Linked DNA regions of Mus musculus: region 2 is linked to region 1. Evidence: chromatin loops called from intact Hi-C (ENCODE). Cell type or tissue: heart. All regions are shown on one strand. Region 1 overlaps Reps1 (RalBP1 associated Eps domain containing protein). Region 2 holds the start of Reps1 (RalBP1 associated Eps domain containing protein).

Evidence for each region. Peaks named below come from ENCODE experiments on the same cell type or tissue, not always from the same donor. Only the 100,000 strongest peaks of a DNase experiment are listed, where the experiment ranks them.
Region 2: a loop joins it to region 1, with 4 times the contacts of the local background. A loop is called at or near these places in 14 of 42 quality-filtered maps.

Annotation. Positions count from the first base shown.
Region 1 is chr10:18,105,624-18,110,623 of GRCm38, reverse strand. It overlaps Reps1 (RalBP1 associated Eps domain containing protein), which reads right to left. Exons shown (of 20, transcript NM_009048.2): 10 at 2,876-2,956. Among named protein-coding and RNA genes, the nearest start is that of Reps1, 52 kb to the right of the region's middle. In heart, a CTCF peak has its summit at 2,948; no DNase peak of the experiment used is centred here.
Region 2 is chr10:18,053,193-18,058,192 of GRCm38, reverse strand. It overlaps Reps1 (RalBP1 associated Eps domain containing protein), which reads right to left and starts at 2,253. Exons shown (of 20, transcript NM_009048.2): 1 at 2,078-2,253. The coding sequence starts at 2,230. In heart, a CTCF peak has its summit at 2,747 (motif pointing left); a DNase peak (open chromatin) is centred at 2,642; H3K4me3 peaks cover 2,521 bases; H3K27ac peaks cover 2,720 bases.

The sequences.
Region 1 (5,000 bases):
GCAACAACATTAGAAAAGCCGAGTGCCACTGAGTTATAGTTTGCTCGCTCGGCCATTTCCCTTTTAAATGCTAATAAAAGGGTCCTTGAGCTTAAAAAAATTCATTATACAAATAACATACCTTCTTTTGACCATAACTTCCCCAAGCACCTTGGGCTAAGCTAGCCAATCCCTTCTTTGCCTATAGTTTACCCAGTTATCAACTTTGATAATTATCATGACTAGCATTATGATCATCAACCAACAATATTAAACTGGTTCCTTTAAGGTTGAAATCTTACTTCTGGCATCTTTTACTTCTATAGATTATCAAAGAGGTGATACCACCAAACCAGGTGAGTTGCCTGGCTCTAACAGGTGATCAAATTATTTTAATATGCTGAGCCCCTCAGTTCTACAGCATCAAGAACAGGCATGAATCAGTCTAAAGACTCATGCATGATGCTAGTCATCAGTCTAGCATTTCCTTGGTGTGCTGGTGACATTCACCCTAGCAGAAGCTTATTCTACTAGAAGTTACTAATTATTGGATAATTGTTCAAGAAGAGACAAGTTTGTGGAAATGAGCTCGCCAGAGCTTCAGTTTCACTAGAGATGACAGGCCAGTCGGCACCATCCCAACAAGCCTCTGAGTTGCTGCACTGTGCCACTAGATCAGTGTGGAGCCTGCCTGGTCACAGACAGTTACTCAGCAGATAACAATGAACATTTTTGTTTTTAAAACCACTCCATTAAAGATTCCCAACAATAAAAATGTTAAATTCACACCAGAACAGTAGTGTACTCTTCTTTGCTTTCACCCCTCCATGATGCCCAGATTCACTTAATTGCAGCCCTGGTTTATTCAAGTCTCACAAAGACTGTTTAATCTAAGACTGTAGTTACAGCTGTGGTCTATCGACAGGCAATACTTGGGTATTAAATGAGGTGTAAGACGACAATATAAGGGCACACAATTAATTGAAAGTAGAGTCTCCTAATTGAAACTCTAAATAGCATCACCTACATTTGACCAAATTTAGAAGTCTAAATTCAAGTTTAAAATCTTAATGAACAAACATCTCTTATTTTCTCAAAATTTCATGCCATACTCTAGATAATGATGGAAAGTACTGAGCTGTATAACAAGTTTGGGCAGAGTCTCTCTCTGTAGCCTAGGATCACTGGTCTCAAGCACTAAAGGGCTAGAATTACAGGCATGTGTCACCAGGCCCTGCTGAGCTATATCATTTTTAGCACCAGTGTTGGCACTTATAAATCTGGACTTTATTTCTAAGATACAATAAGAACATCAAGTATTTTTTCTACATTTCCTACCAGTCATGCATGCATAGGGGTTAAGTTTAGCTTGAGCTAAACAAGATTCTGTCTCAAAATAAAACCAAAAGCAACAAATAACTAAACAAAAATCTCCCCAAATAATGTTCTGGCCTTGTCTGGAAGAGTGTTAATACTATCAATGATTATTTTCTGTCTTTTAAGGGTTAGAAAAAAAAAATCAAGCTTTTCATAATTCATAAAATTCATAAAACATTTTCATGAGTTAAACTATGTTAATAACAAGGGAGTTAAAAAAAAAAAACAACCAAAAACCAAAACCAAAGCTTAAAGCTAAAGGAGACTTAAAGGTAAACTTGATTACAGAACGTGTCATGTCCCAAGAGACCAGAAATGTGGCTAACAAGTAGCAAAAACTTCAATATTTTATTTCTCTTAAATGTTCAGAGATTAAAATCAAAGACAAGAGCCTTGAATCTAGTAAGAAAAGATGCAGATGCAGGGGTAATCCAGTATTAACTGGTCTTGGGAACAATACAGGTCTACATTTTAAAACTACCCATACATTATGTTTGAACAGCTATAAAGCCATCCCGTAAAGCACAGCAAGGCCTCGTTAATTTGCCGCCAGGGCAGTATTTAATGCCACTTTCCCCAAAGAATAACAAGCGTTGGCTGGCTGAGATCAGAAACATCTACAGAGAATGTGTCTGCACTGAGGATGGAGCTCGGCGTTTGGCTTGTGTGGCTCTCAACTCAAACCCTAACACTGGGCCACCAGTGTGGGGCAGAGGCATGAATGCCATGTGTCACTTTCTCTACTCTGATCATTTAAAAACCTTTTAAACTCTTCTTCCTTCCTGCTTCCTTTTGTGTTTTGTTTGTTTACACACAGTATGCGTATTAGCATGTGTCCTAAAGAGAGAAAGACCAAGTAAAGGATGAACCCTGAGAGCAACTTCTATCTATAGTTTAAATGTCTTCCAGCATTTGAGGGACAGGTGGGGTGTGACTCTATAGGAACAGAATTAACTTTTTAAATCAGGATACGAACTTTGTAGCATTTTTTTTCAAGTGACACAGGAAATCACAGAGACAAGACATGCTTTACAGAACTACTGTGTAACTATAAATCAGCTTGTTTTTGTTGTGCTAAACTTAACACACTATGAAACGAAAGTTATGCTATTGGAAATATTTGAAAATGACACTGCATAAATATTTACATACAGAGTACATGTTACATGATGTGTAAGCATACAAATAAAATATGTAATTGAAACAAGCAGTATATGTTTCATAAAACATACACTTAGCAGATGTAACATGGCTAACCAGATCGACTATCACAAAAATATTCGTTACAGACATAAACATAAAGTTTTCTCTCATCAAAAAAACCTACAAAATATGAAGAATGGCAAAAATGTTCTTCCACTATGAAGCACAAAAACCCACAAAACCCAAAAAACCCCAAAGGCCTGCCAACTTTCCCTCTAAGCACTACACTGAATCATGCATATCAGTAAAAACCATAATGATGGATATTGGGTTAATAAAATTAATTTCAAACAAGCAAGCTAAGTGATTGACTTACAGGATCAGCTGGTGCAATGTTAGAATCAAATTGGGTCAGAGTTTGTGAGCTTGAAGAGCGTTCACTAAATGTCTCCCACTGCTGGACAGACAGAGGAGAGACACGTCAGCACGGGAGATGCAGTAGATGCACTGGAGAAGACTTAGCAAGTCATTCAGAGGCTGCACTGCAAGATGCATTTCGCAGGATCGACAAAATTCTGTAGTTTGTAATTCCCATAATCACTTCATACTTATCTGTGCTGGGCCATCTTATAAACAGAAGGCAAACACCTTCATAAGCAAATGTACAGTAAAAATTTAATGTAATCTCTATGGATGAGATTAAAACTTGTACAGAATTAACACTCAAGACACCGTAAAGGAGACAGAGCATAGGTGACGGAAATGGCAACCAGGTAGAAACGCACAGGGTCGTCCGGACCAGAACAGTGCTTAACTCAGGTCCTGCTCAAACCCCAGTTACAACACTGATCCACAGAAGCCGAGGAGCTCAGGTTCTAATCAGCATGGAGCATTCAGTGCGACTTGCCAGTGCGACCCCTGAAAGATGAGTCCATTATGAACGTGCACATATCTTATACATATGCATATTTAATAAAATATAACAGATAAGATGCAAGACATTCTGGAATTAATAACGTTTTAGCTTATTTATCAATTTGTAGCAAGTCAACCTCTGCGATCAGCACTACAAACAGGGCCATGCCAGATCACAAGACAGAGCTGCCAATCAGGCCCCTCCCCATGCTAGGAAGTGAGAATGCAGCCACGAGAGCACATCGAGCAGCTGCCTGAGTATGTGTTATACACAGGAGATGCACGGGAAGAGCTACTTTCTAAGAGAGGTACACAAAGAAATATCATACCTCTTAAAACAGGTGGAATGATAAGTCAACATTAATTGTAGGAAATTCCATTTGAGATCTTAGTAACAGTACAGATTTTTTTCATCAAAGTTGTATTATAACTATTACTAAATCTGCTTCTTAAAAATGATAAGTTGCCCTCTGAGGGAAACATCTACTTACACATATACAATATATACACATGAATGCTTACACACAGACACAACTACCTCATTAACCAAAGTCCTTCTTATAAATTCAGTTTGTAAGAGTATATATATTTTTATGCTTCAAAGTTCAACTTTCTATTTAAAACAGTGATATTCAATTTGAGTAGATATGTAGAAATTAAGCTTTAACAAATGAGATTATTGCTGAAAATTATCCACAAAAAATGGCTAATAAAAGCATTCAATAACTTATCCTACAGGTCACAAAGAGAAAAGTGTTAGTTCAAAGTTGTGACAAAAGCTTACAACAGTTCACTTTTATTATGGGCTTCCACATCAGAAACCAATTTAACGAATTTGGTAATAGAATTAATTTCTTCCTCAATAACTACTGTTACACGGATTTAGAAGGAACTGAATTCTCTACCTCATGGAAAACAGCTTCCACGCAGAACTCAGCACCCTGGAAGGCAGTGGGTCTCATCGCCAGGACAAGCACAGCGTTAAGAGCTATGGGCTCCGGCACCTGACTACTGGCATACTGGCTGGGCTGCATGGACTTGGCTGAGTTACACATCCTCTCTGTGCTCCTGTTTCACCATCTTTAACATGAAATTAGTAATACCGACCTCACAGGACTGCTGTGAGGGACTAAGTAAATCAGGTGAAAAGTCTTTTGAAGAGACTGGCATATCAAAAGTGCTTTAAAAAGTTAGGGATTTTAGTGTTTTCTCTCATAGCACCTCATCTATATCCATCAGTACTAAATAAACACTGAAATAATACTGGGTTTGTGGGAGATAAAATATAACCTAAATTTATATTCCAAGTAGATATTTTAATAGCTACTACCAAAGCATCTTAAAATCATTGTTTTACTAGCTTTTAAGCATAGCATAAATTCCATATCAAAATATGCATAGCAAAATTATGTCATTTATGATTTTATTACTAGGCATTGTAAAAAAAAAAAAAAAAACCCTGATAGAACTTTTTGAGAGGGATAATGCATGCACCTAAAATCAGAACTGAAAAGTATATTTACTCCATCTCTCCAGATCACGCCTGGATATGGACTCCTTATACTTTGGGAAGAATTGCTTTTATG
Region 2 (5,000 bases), 52 kb after region 1:
AGATATCTTGGGGGTAGGATCCAAGTTTGAAGAGATCTCTTTACATCTCATATGCACAGTAGTCCCACAGTTTGAGAGTCAATTTAAAAGAATGATAATTCTGAACAAGAAAGTTTCATAATATGGAATTTTCCACTTGTGATATTTTGGCCCTCAAAGTTTTCAGGTTAGGAGTACTGCAGATATCCTGGTCAGGGATCGTCAACCTGATCATGTTACTGTGGAAGTCTTGCTTCAGGGATCCTACAATTTCCAACGTGTAATTGAATCCCAAATATTTAAACGACTTAAGCTACCTATGTACAAAGATAATAGAAATTTATTTTCAAATGCCAATACAATTGAGTAAAATATGAAAATAAGTTGGATTCAATTGAACATATCTCAGCTGGAGGTTAATGGACACTAATTTCTATGCCCTAAACATGTAAACACCCTAAAAAAGTCTTGTGTACCATTAGAATGACAAAGTCATTTCCAGTTAACTCTGAACCCCAAAGACATGAGCTAAAATAGAATATGGGGGGCTTCTTGTCCAGAACCTGTAAGTTTTGTACCAAATCCATTAGACACTAGCCCCATATCATTTAACCCATCAGCAAACTATGGGATGTTTTGTGTGAACCCAAGCTAAACCTGGTTTCCTCATCGTAAGAGGGCCATAAAAACAAAAACAGTGAATCCACACAGAATCTGAATTGTTGGGAAAGCCTAAAATTGTCACTATGTTGTCCTCTTCAGCAGCACAGATCTGAGACTTTCTTATCCTTCCCTGGTACCTAAAACACTCACCTTTCCCCACCACACCCCAGGGTTAAGAAAAAATGACAAAATGAAACAAAAGCAAAGTGAGAAAGAATTCACTCCCTAAACCACAGTAGGCACTCGGGTATTGTCTATATTCGAGGTGTGTGTAGAAATTTTTATATCACAAGGGTTTCTGTTAGAAGAAAACTGACTTTCACTCTAAGATGGGCCTCAGAGAACTGGAGGCTGAGGAGGCAGAGTGATGAGATTTCTAAAAGCCTGGAGACTCCTGGCCCAGCCCACACCCACGTCCCAGCACCTGAGCAGTTGAGGGGGCAACAGGACCCTGAGTTCAGGGCTAGTCTGGGATATAAAGCAATAAGCTGTCTCAAAACAAAGTAAAATCAAACCTCTGGCCCAATATTCTGCTTCCACTGCATTATATCCACTTCCATCTCCATGTGTTTGGAGATTTGGATAACTGGCTTGGGATCAATATGAGGATGAAAACTTAAGACGGTTCCTTCCTCCCATACAGTTTAAACAGGCTCTTACTATAGCAGCTATGAATCATTAAGCAGTAGCATTAATGCTCATCACAAATATTAGCACTTCTAAAACAGGCGACAAAGAAGGTTTACCCTTGCTGCTACAGAGTTACGAGTGGCAGAGTTACAGACTGAGGAGACTATCCGCTGTCTGATTCCAGCTGTTCAATAAATCCCAAACCAAACCCACAAGCTCCACTGACTATTCCCGGGAAGGGCACTAGAAGATACTGTCCACCGGCCACCCATTCTACGACCAAGTTCTTTTCACATCTATCTACATGCCAAGTATCAGCCAGAAGTTCAAATTTCTTAGTCTCCCCTAAGAACACAGCTTCCTTAAATTTAAAACAAAACAAAACAACCCCCCCCCTAAAAAAAAAACCCAAACCACCTGCTTCTTGGATACCTTAAGCGTAACAAATCTCACTTCATCGAGTCTGCTCGGCTCGCTCAAAAATCCATATGGCATTTTGCCTGCCTATAGTCGTAACTTTCCTATTGTGCGGGAGTCGAAGAGCTATGTGACTATAGTAGGCATATCCAGCAGACGCTAGGATGCACACACAACCCGAGAGACCCGGGACCTTGCTCTTCCAGTGCACAGGCTGCCGGAGGGATGCAGGCTCCGCAGACCCCCGCCCCCACCCGGACGGCGAGCCCTCCCCCTCCAGGGGTCCCCGCGCACCCCGCTCCCGCACCTGCGGCCTCTGCCCGTCCCCGGGGGAGCCCACTCCCGCTGCCGCTGCCCGGGGCCCGCGCGGCCGGGGACGCGGCGGTACCTGGAGGACCACGTCGTTGGGCAGCTGCGCGGCCCGGAACAGCTCGAGCACTCGCCCGTTGACCACCACCTTCTTGGTGCTCTCGATGTCGCAGTAGGAGAAGAGATCCGAGTAGTATTTCTGCTCGGCGTCGCTCAGCGTCAAGCCTTCCATCTTCGCCTCGGCCCGGCGGCCGCCCCGCCCCGCATGCACCACCCGGGCGCCGGCCCCGCGACCCGGGGCGGCCGGCGGGGTACTGCGCACGGCACGGCCTCCCCGCGGGGCCGCGAGCTCGTGTGGCCCGGGGCAGCCGGCGGCGGTGGCGCGCGGCTGTGCGCGGCCGCAAGCTCGGCGTGGGGAAAAGGAGGCGGCGGCTCCGGGCTCGGCCGCGTCCCTCGGGCTTCCCGCCTCGGCTTCCCCTTCCGCCCACGCGCCCCCCTCCGAGAAGTTGTGGGGCTTCCGAAGTCTAAAGTTTCGGGGGCTCGGGGCTGCGCGTGGCCGCCGCTCCGCCTCCCTCGGCCGCCATTGACTGCGCCCCGGCCCGGCACTGACAGCGGCGGCCGCGCTCCAGACCCGGATGTGAGGCCGGGAGGAGAGAGCGCGAGAGGGAGAGGGAGAGGGAGAGAGAGAGAGAGAAACACCCACCGGGCTGGCTCGGCCGCTCCCGGGAGAGCGGGCCGCAGCGCCCCCTGCTGGCCGGAGCCCCGCGGCACGGCGGGGCGCGGCGAGTGGCCCTGGGCGCCCTCCGCGAGGACCCCAGGCTGGGGGCACTTGGGGACCGACCGGCGTCCCAGCGACGCGGAGGGTTCAGGTCGCACTGCGGGCTGGGGTGCGGCAGCTTCTGGCGTGCAGCATTTCCTAACGGTTTGCACTTAACGAGGATAAGTGCATCGCTTTGCGCCGTCCACTGAAGCAGGGAAGCTTGCTCAGGTGTGGACGCTTAAACCAAGGCTGAACTCGATCTGGTCCCAAGCCGGGTCTTCTGTAAAACCAAGTTTGAAAAAATAGAAATAAAGAAAAAAAAAGTCACCTTTTTTTTTTTTTTTTTTCACCGAGAACCAAATACTGTCGGTTTATGCCATCCACTCGGGAAACCTGTGTAGGCCTTCAGCCAACTCCAGGCCCTCTTGTTGCTCACCATCCCTTCCTTCCTCTGGGGGGTGGGGGGGGGGGAGTCTTAATCTGCATCTGTCTCTGGAGTTCATAGACCCTTAACGAGCCTTTAATCTTTTAAAAGTATTTCTTTCCTGAAACTCTATGAAGTCAGGCTGGACTTGAACTCTTGATCCCCTGCCTTTTCTTTCCTAGTGAAGGGATACCATCACCAGTCAGCCCGCGACCTTGTCAGCATTAAATATGAAGTATTTCAGAAACGGGAGCCAAGGAAGATTACACAGAGGGCTTTTCAAGTTTGGTTTTTATTCTCTGTTACATAGAGCCCATTAAGGGGACATCATTATAAGAATGAGCAGACATAGAGGGCTGGGGATATAGCTCATTTGTTAGAGCACTGTGTGCACAACGCCCTGGGTTCTATTCCCAGCACTGCATAGATCAAGTGTGGTGGTGCTTACCTGTAATCCCAGCCATTTGGGAGGTAGAGGACAGGAGGATCAGAAGTTCAAGGTCATGTTCAGCCTCACAGAACACAGAAGGCCAACCTAGACCCTATCTCAAACAGCCCAGAAAACAGAAAGAAGAACTCTGGCACCAAATGCCTCCTTTGGAGGCTAAATCTAAATGAACGTCTGTGAAGCTCTTTATGTAAGTCTTTATAGATGCCACTTTGTGGCGATATTTTCATGTTACTCTACTTCATATAGTGCTTAGTACGTCTTACAATTCATACTCACAATTGCAGTTTGGGTATGTGTGTGTGTGTGTGTGTGTGTGTGTGTGTGCATTTTTAAAAGATAGGTTCAATGAGGTAGGGACTGATTCCTGCTGTCACTGGTCTCTTTTCCCCTGCCACCTCCCCATGGCCTAGCAGCTCTATCCTGCCCTAAGCCTTTGTTCCTTCTGAAACCTCACACAGACATTTGCACGTTCCTTCTCCTGTTCCGAGGGCTCCGTCTTGGAGAACAGTCCCGCTAACACCTGATCTCCAGCTGTTGTGCTGTGTTTGCTCTTCTTAACCTGAATTCTTTTTCCTTATTGCATGTCTAGCTGATATCCAAATATGAATTTCTGTACATATTCATTTTTCTAAAATTTTATGCTGATTACACCATTGATGACAACAGCCCCGTGAAACGAGCTTGACAAGGGTTTCCTTTTTTGAAAACTTGGGATACTGAGACAAAAATGGTGTTAGCAACTTGTAAGTTTCATGACACTAAATATCTAGATGCAGGGTTCTAAACCTACTCAACTCTAAAACCAGTACCCTTTCTTAAGTCTCCTGAGCCACTAGCTCTCTATTCAGTAGAAGTGTTTCATTTCTTCGTCACCACCCTTCCAAGGCCTGTCACATACAGGTGTACCTCAATCACAAGTGATCAAATGAAGTTTAGTATTGATGGGCTAAGAAAGCATCCCGGGCTCTAACTTCCTAGCTTCAGTAAACTACAGCTCTGTGCCTCTCTTAAAATCTGAAGTCATTGCAAGATCGCATCATGTACAAGCGTTAAGCTCTGAAATGTCCCTCTCAGTTCATAATCTGTCCTTTCCCCCTCCCCTGCCGTTCCATAAATAAACCTGTCCCTTACAGTCCTGAGAGTCTGAAGTTCCAGCACAGTGAGTGGGTTCACAGTTATACTGTGAAGGGCTGGAGAGATGGCTCAGAAGTGAGGAGCATTTGCTGCCCTTGCAGAGGACCCAAACTCCCTTCCCAGCACATATACAGCCTCGCACGGGATCCTTAAAGCCAGCTCCTGGGATCGGATGCTCCCTTCTGGTTTCAGTGCACATGGATGGTGCACATACATTCATGCAGCAGTCAGAA